2 separate regions of the Homo sapiens genome follow, and region 1 is linked to region 2. Evidence: chromatin contacts called from ENCODE Hi-C or POLR2A ChIA-PET data. All regions are on one chromosome and are shown on one strand. Each heading gives the region's core, a stretch centred on a gene start or an enhancer-like site at or near the end of the contact. The rest is flanking DNA. Distances are from core to core; before and after follow the strand shown. Region 1 holds the start of NAPG (NSF attachment protein gamma). Region 2 holds the start of FAM210A (family with sequence similarity 210 member A).

Region 1 (6,400 bases), core at 1,267-3,766, 3.2 Mb after region 2:
AACCCACTAACATGTCTGGCAGTACCTTCATGGGAGAGTCACCTTTCCTCCTCTTCCATTCCCCACATCCTGAGCATATTACCTTTTCCTTGCTTCCTATCTCTACCATACCACACTGAATACTTCTATTCTAGCACTGAACATCCTATTTTTAGTCCTCTGTTAACTTGTCTGCCCACCTGTGAATTCTAAGCTCTTGAAGAAGGGACCACTTTTGGTTACTCCAGTATCCTCTGTGGCTGGTACAGGTACACAGAGACAACTTTGTAAATGTTCGTTTACTGAATATGTCAAAGTCCATTCTCCACACTGCTGCCACATTTCTTTTTCTTTTCCTTTTTATTTATTTATTTTTTTGATACAGAGTCTTGCTCTGTCTCCCAGGCTGGAATGCAGTGGCGCGATCTCCGCTCACTGCAACCTCCGCCTCTAGGGCTCAAGGGATTCTCCTGCCTCAGCCTCCTGAGCAATTGGGATTACAGGTGCGCGCCACCACAGCCGGCTAATTTTTGTATTTTTAGTAGAGACAGGGTTTCACCATGTTGGCCAGGCTGGTCTCGAACTCCTGACCTCAAGTGATCCACCCGCCTCAGCCTCCCAAAGTGCTGGGATTACAGGCATGAGCGACAGGGCCCAGCCTGCTGCCACATTTCTTTCACCAAAAGCAAATCTAACCGAGTCCACTGGTTGGATGCCTACAATAGCCATGTGAGAAGCTGTCCCTTCACAGTCTGGCCCCAACTCTTTTTCACTCCAGCTCGTCCCCTGGCACTGTGACTACACTACATTCACTGTTCCCAGAGCACATTTTCAGGCCCGCGTATAATACATACTACAGGTTGCGCACAGAATCTCTTTCACAAGATTTTCCCTCCGTCTAAAACATTCCGTATTTTTCAAGCTCTGCTCACAAATCATCTCCTCCTCAAATTTTCTCAGGCAGAATAAACTTCTCCCTCTGGGTTACCTATGCACAGTTAATACAGCTTTTTTGTGGTCCCTATTCCACACACTATTCTTATTACAAATTTTGCGTTTGCTCCCACTAGAAAGCAGAATGTTGTGGGAACCTCCTGCACCAGGAGAGCCCCAGCACCTTACACGCTGACTGCCTCGAGTCATGTGATAGAGCTTGAGTTTTTCCACTGTTTGAAAACTGGCTCTGCGATCTTTCACCTGTGCAGTTGGGGGCAAGTCGTTATGAGGCTTCCCTGAGTCTCATTTCCTCTTACGAAAAATTAGAATCTCTATTTGGAAAGTTATTGTGAAGATCTCAGCTTATGAAATTATGTATGTGAAGCACCCACCACAGAGCACAATGCTGACTTTTTCTTTTCTTTTTTTTTTTTTTTTTTGAGACGGAGTCTCGCTCTGTGGCCCAGGCTGGAGTGCAGTGGCGCGATCTCGGCTCACTGCAAGCTCTGCCTTCCGGGTTCAGGCCATTCTCCTGCCTCAGGCTCCCGAGTAGCTGGGACTACAGGCGCCCGCCACCACGCCCGGCTAATTTTTTGTATTTTTAGTAGAGACGGTTTTCACCGTGTTAGCCAGGATGGTCTGGATCTTCTGACCTTGTGATCCGCCCGCCTCGGCCTCCCAAAGTGCTGGGATTGCAGACGTGAGCCACCGCGCCCGGCCCACAATGCTGACTTTCTATTAACTGTAACTGCCAGATAAAAATGCACTGGAGTAATGAAACGGGGGGAAGAGGCTGCCAAAAGGATGAATTAAGGATTATCAGTTCAGTCCCACAAACATTTGCAGGGTGCCTACTACGTACTGTACCAGAGGTGGCAGGACATACACATCAAAGGACGAACGAAGCACAGTCCCTGCCCACAGGGACAGTAAAATGCCAGATGACAAAGGTTCACCGAGGAGTTTTTGGGGTAAACCTATGGTCCCCTCCACACAGGGGGCTCTTCTAGGGCGGTGGTTCTCAACAGAGCGATGTTGTTCCCCAGATGACATTTTGGGTTGCCACAAATGGGGAAGAGATGCGACCGGCACCCAGCAGGTAGAGGCCAAGGATGCTGCTAACGAGCCTCCGATGCACAGACAGCCCCCACCACAATCTTCAGGAGCAGAGCGCCCAAGTAGAGAAGCCCTCGCCCCGCAGCACTGCGCCGAGTCCCCGCCCACACCGGCTCTGGGGAGCGGACTTCCGGCGGGGTGGACCCACGGCGCTTCCCGAGGCGCCGCAGAGCTGACCCCGACCCCGGGAGTGTGACCCAGAGGACACCGAGCCCCGGCAGCCCTGCGGGCACCAGCGCGCCGAGGCCCCTCAGCCCTGAGCCCTCCCTCCCGCCCCCCCCGGGTGCTAAGGCCGCGCCAGTGAGAGACGGACCCGGCGTCTACACACAGGCCCCCGGAAGGTTCTCACTCACTATTTCTCTGCTTTGGCGAGGTGTTCCAGCCCCTCGTTTATCTTCTGAGCCGCCATCTCCACAGTCAGGTCTCTGACGTGGAGAGAGGGTGACCCTGCCTCTTCCTCCGGCGCCAAGAATCCGCCCAAATAGGCGTGGGAACGCCGAGGAGGAAGCTGGTGCAGCGCGACAGTCGAGCGGCTACGGAGGGCCGGAGGGCCCAAGCCGCTGCGACGAAGCGGGGCTGGGAGCCTGCCGGTGCGCCCCGCAAAGAGACATTGCGCAGGCGCAGCGCGTCAAGGCTGGCCCCACCTAGGGCATCTAGCGCAGGCGCGGTGAGATACTGATGGGGCGTATTCTTTCATTCAATATTTGCAAAGCACCTAATATGTGTCAGGCACTATTTTAGATGCGGGAAGATCAGCAGACAAAAACTCCCGCCCTCTTGAAGTCTTGCTTTTTCATTAATGTGAAACTGCTGTGGATCCTGTTTGTAGGGTTAATTGGCTTTATAATTTATTACATCTGAAGTTTCTCTGTATGACAGATAGAATAGTATTCTTCTATCCATTCTGCCTTTTGGGTATTAATTGTATGTCAGTCAAGAAACGAAACAGACTTGTAAACCCTGATTACTGTCAAATAATCCGCGCCCAACCCAAATAATCGCTCTAATATTTCAAGCCGTGATAAGTGCTCTAAATGGGAAGTTGAGGGATCTAAAGTCGCGTACAGTGGTCTGGTAAAAATAGTAACCAGTAATACAGTTGGCTTCATTCATAATTCATGGTGATTTCAATATCCACATGGATGATTCCTGCAATGACTATACAGCCTCTCAGCTTCCAACCTCCTGTGATCTTTCCCACACTAGCGCAGCCACACATTCCTGGGATCACACCCTTGACCTTACTCATAACTGTGTACCCTCCGTAGTGTCAGTTTCAAACAGCTCACTTTACTTCCCCTTTCCATTCCAGCTCATACCTCCTAGTGCTAGTAATTACTTAACCTTCACCAGATTCCTCACCTTTCCCTATCCCTCTGCTCTTACACGTCCTTCTTTTCCCAGCATAAATTCATGTCCCATCATTTTAGTGCGTATACTCTCAACGGCCTTGGCTCCCTCTCCCTCCTTTCTCCAAGCCAGGAAAAACCCCAGCTCTCCACCTACTCTGGAACTGCTCTTGAGCAAGTGAATTTGACTGGAAAAAAACAAACGAGGATGCTAACATTACTCATTTTAATGATCATAAACATTAAGCCGACCTTTGGTGCTGCTGAGCAACTCTCCTATGTTTCCATGGTCAAATCACTCACCCACTCACTTGGAGGGCTGTTCACACCTTCCTTCTCAAAACTCCTACACAATCTCTGCTTGCCTGCCAACTCTCACTTATTGTTGAATATGAAATAACTATTCGAAGAGTTCTTCCCTTTGGCCTCACCACACAATCGATCGATCTTCCTGCATCTATTTGCCAATCAATATTTTGCATTTTTTCTAGTGCCAACAGGTGAACTGGCCTTGGATTTTTTTCTCTATCCTCACTTTCTTATTTAGTACCCACACACAAGACCCCTCTTCATTTGGTTGTCTAGCCTGGGCTTCCTTTATAGGAAGGCAGCAGAATTTCAAGAGAGTGAAAGTGGAAACTTCAGGCTTCGTAAGGCCTGGACTCCCACTGCACATTACTTCTGCCACATTTTATTGATGAAAACATGTCATAAGGCAAGTTCAGATTCAAGAGGTAGGAAAATAGAGGAGTGTAAAATACTTTGGCCATGACTTCCAATTCACCACAACTCTGGGATGACTGATTAAATATAAAAGGACTGTTACCAGTGGAAAGCCTTATGTTTTCAAGTGAGTTTAGATTTATTAACCACCCAATACCATCACCCTCTAAAACCATTGAAAGTGCCCAGAAAGTTTTCTAAGCCTATAACCTCCTCCACATTCTCCCTTATTTATTCATTCATTATTGAATTATTGTTTACTGAATGCCCACTCTGCACAAGACATTAAGCCTACACACCTAGGACCCAATTGTTGAGCAAGAGATATAATGCCTGCCCTCATTGCATTCATGATCTATGAGAGGATACAATATTTAACTTAATTTTACTTTGGCATCAACAAAGAAAGAATGGGAAAAAAACCCCACGATAGTGATATAGCAGTTATTAAGAAATACTTTTTAGGCAGATAGTAAGGGTAAATGTTCTCAGTGGAAATTTTCCTGTTTTAAGAAACAACCCCTGAACCATCTCTTTTCTAACAGAAAAGGCAGCTTGAAGAGCCAGGCCCGCAAGCTTTGATATGCAAATGTCAGTCCTTAGAAACTGAGTTCACTCAACATGGTGATTCCGCCATCTCTTCCTTGTCATCAGGTGTACCAAGTGTCATGGCCACCTCCAGATAACACCATGTGTTCAGAACATCACGGTGACCTGTATTTGCATATTAAAGGGCTAAGGTGGGAGGGCCAGGTTTTTCGAGAGCTATGTAAATGACACACCTGGTCAAACCAATCCCCTGGGCCCTATGCAAACCAGACACCACCTCCTCCAGGATCCCAATATAAGCAACCACTTTTCCACTGCACACTGGGTTTTCTCTTTGTTCAAATCCTCCCTACCTCTGTCTCTGTATGGGGGAGGTGTTTTCTTCTTCCTTCCTTCTTTCTTGCCTATTAAACTTTTCACTCCTTAAAACCACTCCACGTGTCCGTGTTGTTAATCCTATCAGCACGAGACCAACAACCCTGGTGTTCCTCCATTCGTTGGAGCTATATCAATAGCCATGGGCATTCAAGGGTTCTATGTTTCAAAGGACCCTTGACCAGGGAAGCCGTGGTAAGTATGTGCTAACATGCATTCATAGTAAAGGGGAGAAGAAGAGAGAGAATGGGCACAGTAAAGGTGTAACACAAATGCCCCCACTTTCTTCCCCTCCCCTTCTCTTCCTGCAATAACATTGAGGTGGGAGTTGAGCAAGGGGAATTTAAACTGAGAAGTCAGCTTAGAAGAACTGAGAATGGAAAGCATGGACCAAATGATGATAGACTAAGACGTGTAGTTTCCCAAGCTAGAATCGATAGTGTGACCCCAGGCCTTGTTGACCCATAAACGTAATTCTTGTTATCACAGCAGCTACCACCAGAACCTCAGCAAAAGTTGTCTTTGTGACTTCAACTTACCTCTTGCCTCCTCTCCTAAGGCTCTTTAGACGCTCATGTCCTCCCTCACCTACCCCGTCAACATACAGACTTGCTGGCTGCTGGCCCAAGTGATTCCATCTGAGCCAATCCTCTCCTCTAGTTCTAGAAACTCTTTTTCTTTATCCTGCCTCAATAAAAATGTGCATTCCTGAGTGATCTACTTGTTTTGGATGTGACTAAAATGATTCACATCAAAGTGTGAATGAGGCTTAAAATAGAGCTTGCAAACCCCATTCCTTCTCTCATGGTGGGCTTAAGTCTCTGAGAGTTCTTTAAGCCTGCATCCCCAGGTTCCTTGTCTACACAAACCTGCTTCCTTCCCCTAGCCTAGTCTGCTGCCAGGAAGCAAAATCCTTGGACCTACCTCCCACAGCTGAATGTTCCAGTCAAATAAAAGGTCTTTGTCATTTCTTGGAGAGAGGGTTTGATGGGTCAAATGAGCTCTATTTCAAATCAGGAATCATAAATAAGGAAACATAAGAGCTCCTATATCGCTAAGTTTTCTTTGTTTGTTTAATTGCTAGTAGCCTGACTGTGTAATTTTACCCTTTTCCCCCACAAATATACTGTTATGTTATACAAGAGATACACTTCTGAGACCCAGCCCAAGAGGTTAGCCATGAATCATAAAATCATTTCTCTGGGAAAATATATTCTGAGTTATAAATAACGAATTTACAAAAAACCTTTGGAACAAATTCTGCTATCATTTGACAGTTCCTTTCATCAGAATAGGATTTTAGAAGATTGTTCTTGGCTTTTTTTCTGATAAAACTAATAGAAGCCATTATGATCTGTATTTTTTTTTCTGGT
Region 2 (6,534 bases), core at 481-2,980:
ATGCAGGATGCAGAAAAGGGGGAACACTTGTACACTGTTAGGGAGAACGTAAATTAGCACAGCCACTAATTTACATACTGGGAAAAGTATGATGGAGGTTCTTCAAAAAACAAAAAATAGAACTAGTGCTATTGAGATGAGTTTCTTCTATATTCTGGTTGTTAATCCCCTGTCCGATGAACAGTTTTGCAAATCTGGGTACAGATCCAAAAGAAGGGAAATCAGTATATCTAAGAAATATCTGCAGTCTCAAGTTTATTCACAATAGTCAAGATATGGAATCAACCTAAGCGTTCATCAACAGATGAATAAAGATAATGTAGCATATATACACAATGGAATATTAGTCATTAAAAAGAATGAAATCCTGTCATTTGCAACAACATGGATGAAACCGGATGTCATTATGTTAACTGAAATAAGCCAGGCACATGAAGACAATATCATGTTGTTACTCATGTGGGAGCTAAAAATGTGGACCTGATGGAGGTAAAGAGTGGATTGGTGGTTACCACAGACTGGGAAGGGTAGCAGGAAGAGGAGCGGGATGAAGAAGAGAAATTGGTTAATGGGTACAAAAAACCCCAGAAGAAATAAAATCTAGTGCCTGATAGTACAGTGGGGTGGACACAGTTAACAATAACTTATTGTGTAGTTCAAAATAGCTAAAAGAAAAATTGGAATGTTCCCAACATAAAGATAAATGTTTGAGATGACAAATATCCCAATTGCCCTGATTTAGTCGTTACACATTGTATGCATGTATCAAAGTATCACCTGCACCTGCAAATATGTGCAACTTCTATGTATCAATTTAACAAATTGGGGGAAAAAAAACCCAAACCAAACTCAAAGTGGAATAATGAAAACACTCCATAGGGAAGAGAGCTGTCCCTCAGAATCTTCAAGAAACCTTCGAAAGGTGGTCGACTGACATGGAGATGGACACGCGATAAATAACCACACGAACATTTCGACCCGGCTTTCCAGTCACACCTCCGAAGCAAGCTATGTCTCTGCGTCATTTCAGCTCCTCAGGGTACGAGCGAGCAGGCCGCCAGGGCCGCCGGGATAAAGCCCAAGCGGGATAAGCTCTAAGTCCCGACCCGCCCGCTTGACCCTCTACCACGGGGCCCGAGAGGACGCACAGAGGCGAGAAGGGACTTCTCCAGCCAAGTTCACCCCCTCCGTCATTAGCGCGGCCTGTTACTCAACCTCTGGTTCAGGTTTCCGAAGCGCCGCTGAAGACAAACCTGCGGACCCCACGCCCCTCCCCAGCACGGCCCTGGGGCGCGAGCTGGAGCAGCTCTTCGAGCTGCTTCTCCCACCCGGGCTCGCCCAGTCTGGAGGAGGAACAGCGCCCGCCCACCCCAAGGAGTTCCCATTTTCCTTGGGACTGAGGACACAAGGCAATAGACCCACGCGTTGGGTAGTGAAGCACAGGGCTAATGCGAAGTGAGCCCATGTCAGGGGTGGGAGTGCCAGTTCCACCCCTCCACGGCGGCCGAGGGACAAACACAAAGAAAGGAAGGGCCGGAGTTCCAGCCGTCACACTCACCAGCACAGCCAAACGCGATTCTGTTTGCGGAAACGGCGGCCCGCGCCACGCGTGTCTGCTTACGTCACTTCCGGAGGTGCGAGAGTCACGTGGAGACGGTCAGGCGAGAGTGCCGCGACGCACGTCCTCCGCGCCGGAACTACGAGTCCCGACGTGCCGCGCGCGGCATGCAGAAGCTTCACTGAGCGGGCACTGGAGGTCGCGAGCACGTTGCTAGTGGGCGCGGCTGGCGGGGCCGGGGGCGGCAGGGGGCTAGCGTCCGGCTGAGCCCGGCGGGTTCCTGCACGCGGACCCACGCTTTGTCGGGCTGCTCTGCTGAGTGACACCGCCGTGGCATCCGAGGAGCTGTGGTCCAGCCTGCGCGGCGGGAAGCGGCGGCGGCGGCTCCAGCGTCCTAAGAGGTAGCATGGGCCCAGGCCTCTGTGGGGCAGCGGGAGGGGTCTAGAGGGCACCTTCAACCCTGGGCGTGTGTCCGGGAGCTGACTCGCGGCGCGAACCCGGCAACTGCTCCGCGTGCGCCGCTCTTCGGGCTGTGGCAGTGTACGACTGCCAGACGGGTCGTCCACACTCGCCGACCCCACAGACCCCGGCGGCCGAGAGAGGTCCCCCCGCCCTTCCGGGTCGAGCCAGTGTCCTGGCAAATCTTGCTTTGGGACTGTTTTTCAGCCTCCTTTGCTGTAACCCTTCACCGTGTTCTCCCCCCTTCTTCCGAAGCCAGTTGAAGAGGGGCCCGGAAGCGCCCGCGTTCGGAATGGTTTTTAAAATTAGCAATTTCTTATTAGGGACTGGCAGACTGGTCCTTACCGCCGTGTTTGGGAAGCCACAAGAGGCCATTCTTACCTGTTAGATTCTGAGAAAAGGGACCGCCTATACCTCTTCTTGACAAATACCTAAGGATGCATTAGTCTGCGTTGGCTGAACTTGGCATGGTGTGGTTTGGGGGAGACAACACACTTTTTTTGGCCATCACCCCAGATTTCTACTGGGGAGTGAAAGCGCCTACTGTACTGAAACTCGAAAGCTCCATAGTTGAGGACTTTCAACCTGAGATCAGGGTCAAAACTACCTGTGGATAGATTATTGAAGCGTGTGCATATTAACGTCGTGCGTCAAGTCCCCACCTTCCAAGGTTGTAAAACTGATCAGATTTACAATCCGTCTTGAATTACTCTTTACCAAAATTGATCCATTTAAAACAGCTTTGAAAATGTGCTTTACCAGCCTTCCTTCTTGTCAGTAGGCACAGGTATATTAATGAATAGACCTGGCTTTGGGGAAGGCAGCATTTGCAGCGTTGTGCTTTCCAATCTAATCACTTCTAAATTGTGGGCATTAGCCCATTTGAGGTTACAAACTTTGAACCAAGAATGAGGCCTATTTTTCACAAATAAGGATGACCCATCAATTTCTGATGACTGCTTGTATTTGTTATTATATGAAATGAGGTAAGTTGAGAATTAATCTCATTACATGAATATTGACAACTGCAAAAGTGTAGGTCTTACAGATCGAATGCATTATAGGCATATACAAGCATTAGAACCAGGCAATTACATTCCCTGTTCCTGATGCTTAAGTTTCTTGAGATAATTGCTGTTGTAATTTTACAGAAAATGAGTGTAATTTTGACTTTTAAAAACATGTTTTAATGTTTTTAAACACCGGGTGCAGTGGCTCACTTCTGTAATCCCAGCCGTTGGGAGGCCGAGGCGGTTGGATCACGAGGTCAGGAGTTTGAGACCAGCCTGGCCAACATGGTGAAACCCCGTCTCTACTAAAAATACAAAAATTAGCCAGGCGTGGTGGCGCGTGCCTGTAATCCCAGCTACTCAGGAGGCTGAGGCAGGAGAATCGCTTAAACCCGGAAGGCGGAGGTTGCAGTGAGCCGAGATTGCGCCGTTGCACTCTAGCCTGGGCGACAGAGCGAGACTGTCTCAAAAAAAACTAAACAAAACAAAAAAAGTTATTAGATTAAAAGCCTCTTAACTATGTGTTTATGAAAACTCCACGATGATGGGATATATAGAGATTACATTTTTCAGTTTTTATAAAACTTAACTAGAAGTTGTGTAAATTCATTTGAGAATAGAGGGGAAGGATTCTTGAAAGCAGTTAATGTAAGTAAATGAGCCAGATAAAAATGATTTTAAAGTTACCATTGGTGTTATTTTTCCCTCATTATTGCCTGAGTAATCTCTGGTTTTCTGGACATTAAAATAATAATAGCTAATACTCGAGTACCTTTTAGGTGCCAAGGTTAGTGCTTTATTCATTTGCACTCGTTTAATTCTAACCGAACCCAGTGGTATAGTTATGAGTGTTTGTTTTACAGATGAGGGTTAAGTAACTTGGCCAAGATCATGCAGCTTGTTAAGTAGTGGGATCAAGATTTGGACCCAGGCAGTCTGGCTGATTGACCAGACTCTGCTAATAATGAAACAGTGCTGGCTAGAAGATCATACTCAGAACTGGACGTTGCCTAGCAAATAGTAGATTTTTCAGAAAGTGTTTTGATACTTCTTAATGCCTGGGTTATGATGTCCCGAGAGAAAATAGTTAGATAAGGATGTTATCTTGCTGGAATGTGAGCTCCACCAAGACAAGGAAAGGACCTGCAGGATTTATTTCAACCCATTTGTAAGAAAGTGAGAGTACTTCTCTCAGAGGTATAATTTTAAAGTGTGATTTCTGTTGTAGAGTTGAAGATCATATTTTTGAAACATAGAGATTGTTTTAAAAATGTAGAAACAATGTTATAGTTTCCTAAGATAGTGTTCTGTGAAGAGAGGTGGTTCATGGAAGCTTTGTTCCTCCAAATAGTTTTGGATGAAGGACTTTTCCTCTGTTCCACTCAGGAAAGTGTTCCTACTGAAATTTCATTGTCTTTCTGGAACAAATAAAATATTATTGTTTAAAAGGTTTTTCCTTCAGTTGAAAATAAGATTTTGTTGAGTAATACTGTGTGTGATGATTAGTTTTATTATGTCAGCTTAGCTAGGCTATAATACCTAGTTATTTAATCAGATACTAGTTTGGTTGATGCTATGATGGTATTCTGAAGACGTGGTTAACATCTATAATCAGTTGACCTAAACTAAAGGATATTACCCTAAATAATGTGGGTGGACCTCATTCAATCAATTGAAGGCTAAAAAAGCCAAAACTGAAGTGTCCTGAAGAAGACAGTATTTTCCTCAAGACTGCAGCATCAATTCCTGCCTAAGTTTCCTGTCTGTAGATCTACCCTACACATTTTGAAGTTGCTATCCCCTACAGTTGTGTGAGCCAGTTCCTTAAAATACCAATATCTCTGTATCTGTCTATATGTAGATGAAGATATTTATGTTTTTATCTACATCTATATATTTTTTCCTATCAGTTCTGTATCTCTGTAGAGCCCTGACTGATTCAAATTTGGGTGCTGAGAGTGCTTCTAGTGAGCAGAATCTTAAGGATGAGTTTTCTGAATTGATTATAGTGTTTCTGGAATTGGTTTTCCAAACTGATCAGATTCAAAGGCAGTAATGAGTATTCCCTGTAGAAAAGAGGGCACTGATAGTCCCTGGTGTGATATGGCAACAAAGATATGCAAAAGATCACTATTAGATACTCCCACTCATGCTTATAGACAAGATTCAGAATGATCAGGTATTTGATACCTTAGAACATTTTAATCGAATTAATGAGTACAATAAGATAGGCTGGTTGCTTTTAACTGTACTGGGTAAAGTGAGAAAAGAAAAGGATGATCCCAGCTACTCAGGAGGCTGAGGCAGGAGAATCGCTTGAACCCAGGAGGCGGAGGTTGCAGTGAGCCGAGATTGCACCACTGCACTCCAACCTGAGTGACAGAGTGAGACTGTCTCAAAAAAAAAAAAAAGAAAGGAAAGAAAAGGGGAGCTTAAGGCTTCAAATTCCCGATTGAAGCTCCACATAAGTGACCTGAAAAGTTTCTGTGTCTGCCCTAAAGAAACCCGTATCTCTTGTAGCTACAGAGCTGAGGTTGGTGAAAACCAAATCCAGAGTCTTATCCTGTAGGTGGCTGAATTACAGTGCTAACTGAATTCCCTTCTCACCTTGGTCTGCTATTAAAATGAGGGCATTGATTGGGAAGGAATGGGATCTGCACATTTGGAATAGGGCCATATGGGAACATCCTGATGAAGCTGGGGATGTTAAACTCCTAAATTTGACTCACTCTTTTTTGCCAGTAGAAGCAGTTCTTCCACCTCTGAGGAGGTTAACTCTGCTTTGCCTGAAGAACCTGTAATGACCTCCCTTGAGGTAGTTACCTTGCAAGACATTGCCGGTTTTCCTCAGGAATCCGTGAAGAGCTCTGGGGTTGCTTTTCTCTTCAGGTCAGAGATTGCAGTGGGAGCTGTTGCCACTGACTGGGGGTCCTTAGCTGCAGCAGGGATGGTTGGATCTAGGATGGCAGGGGCTATGTGATCACCAAAGAGTAAGTAGGTGTGTTGCCATCATGGGGGACAGCGGAGTCAAAGCAACAATCTGAACAGCCTGACTTGGGGGTCCTAATTGGGTAGGTGGTCATGGTGTCCCTAGAAGAGAACTCGTTGGGCAGTCTACTGAATTCTGACTTGATCTCTATAAGCAGAAGAGTTCTAGGTCAAGTGAATGGAAGCTTTACTTTAATTACCAAAGAAAGAGTCATGGTCCCTCAATCAGTTCCCAGATTTGAGTCATTTTACAGACTCAGAACCCCCTGACTGAGGGGAGGCTGGATCCTTTTGAGGAAGGACCCCATTGCGCTGCTAAGAATTTATACCGTTAATTTTTTTCTCAGGTTTCCCAAAGGGACCTATGGCTTATCAGGGTAAGTGTGCACTGGAGAAGAGGAAATAATTAGACTTCTCACAGATTACTGAACTCTTAAGTCTGAACTGACACTAATTCCAGGACACTCAAAGTGTCATTTTGGCCCGCCATTCAGAGTAGGGACTTGTTGAGGTTAGGTG

The links. A loop is a pair of places that touch in the nucleus more often than their neighbours do. ChIA-PET counts read pairs that join two places held with the same protein, here RNA polymerase II (POLR2A). Pooled maps may share reads with other maps.
Region 1: a map of CD8-positive, alpha-beta T cell shows a loop between it and region 2 (23-fold over the local background). The contact joins the promoter of NAPG here to the promoter of FAM210A in region 2. A Hi-C loop is called at or near these places in 2 of 168 maps with a recorded cell type or tissue (CD4-positive, alpha-beta T cell and CD8-positive, alpha-beta T cell) and 7 of 50 pooled maps. POLR2A ChIA-PET finds 5 or more read pairs at or near these places in 1 of 52 experiments (OCI-LY7).

The regions. Positions count from the first base shown.
Region 1 is chr18:10,522,143-10,528,542 of GRCh38, reverse strand. It overlaps NAPG (NSF attachment protein gamma), which reads right to left and starts at 2,516. Exons shown (of 12, transcript NM_003826.3): 1 at 2,385-2,516. The coding sequence starts at 2,440. RefSeq lists a silencer at 2,124-2,373.
Region 2 is chr18:13,721,754-13,728,287 of GRCh38, reverse strand. It overlaps FAM210A (family with sequence similarity 210 member A), which reads left to right and starts at 1,730. Exons shown (of 4, transcript NM_152352.4): 1 at 1,730-1,959. It overlaps RNMT (RNA guanine-7 methyltransferase), which reads right to left and starts at 1,615. Exons shown (of 12, transcript NM_003799.3): 1 at 1,559-1,615. RefSeq lists an enhancer at 1,627-2,552.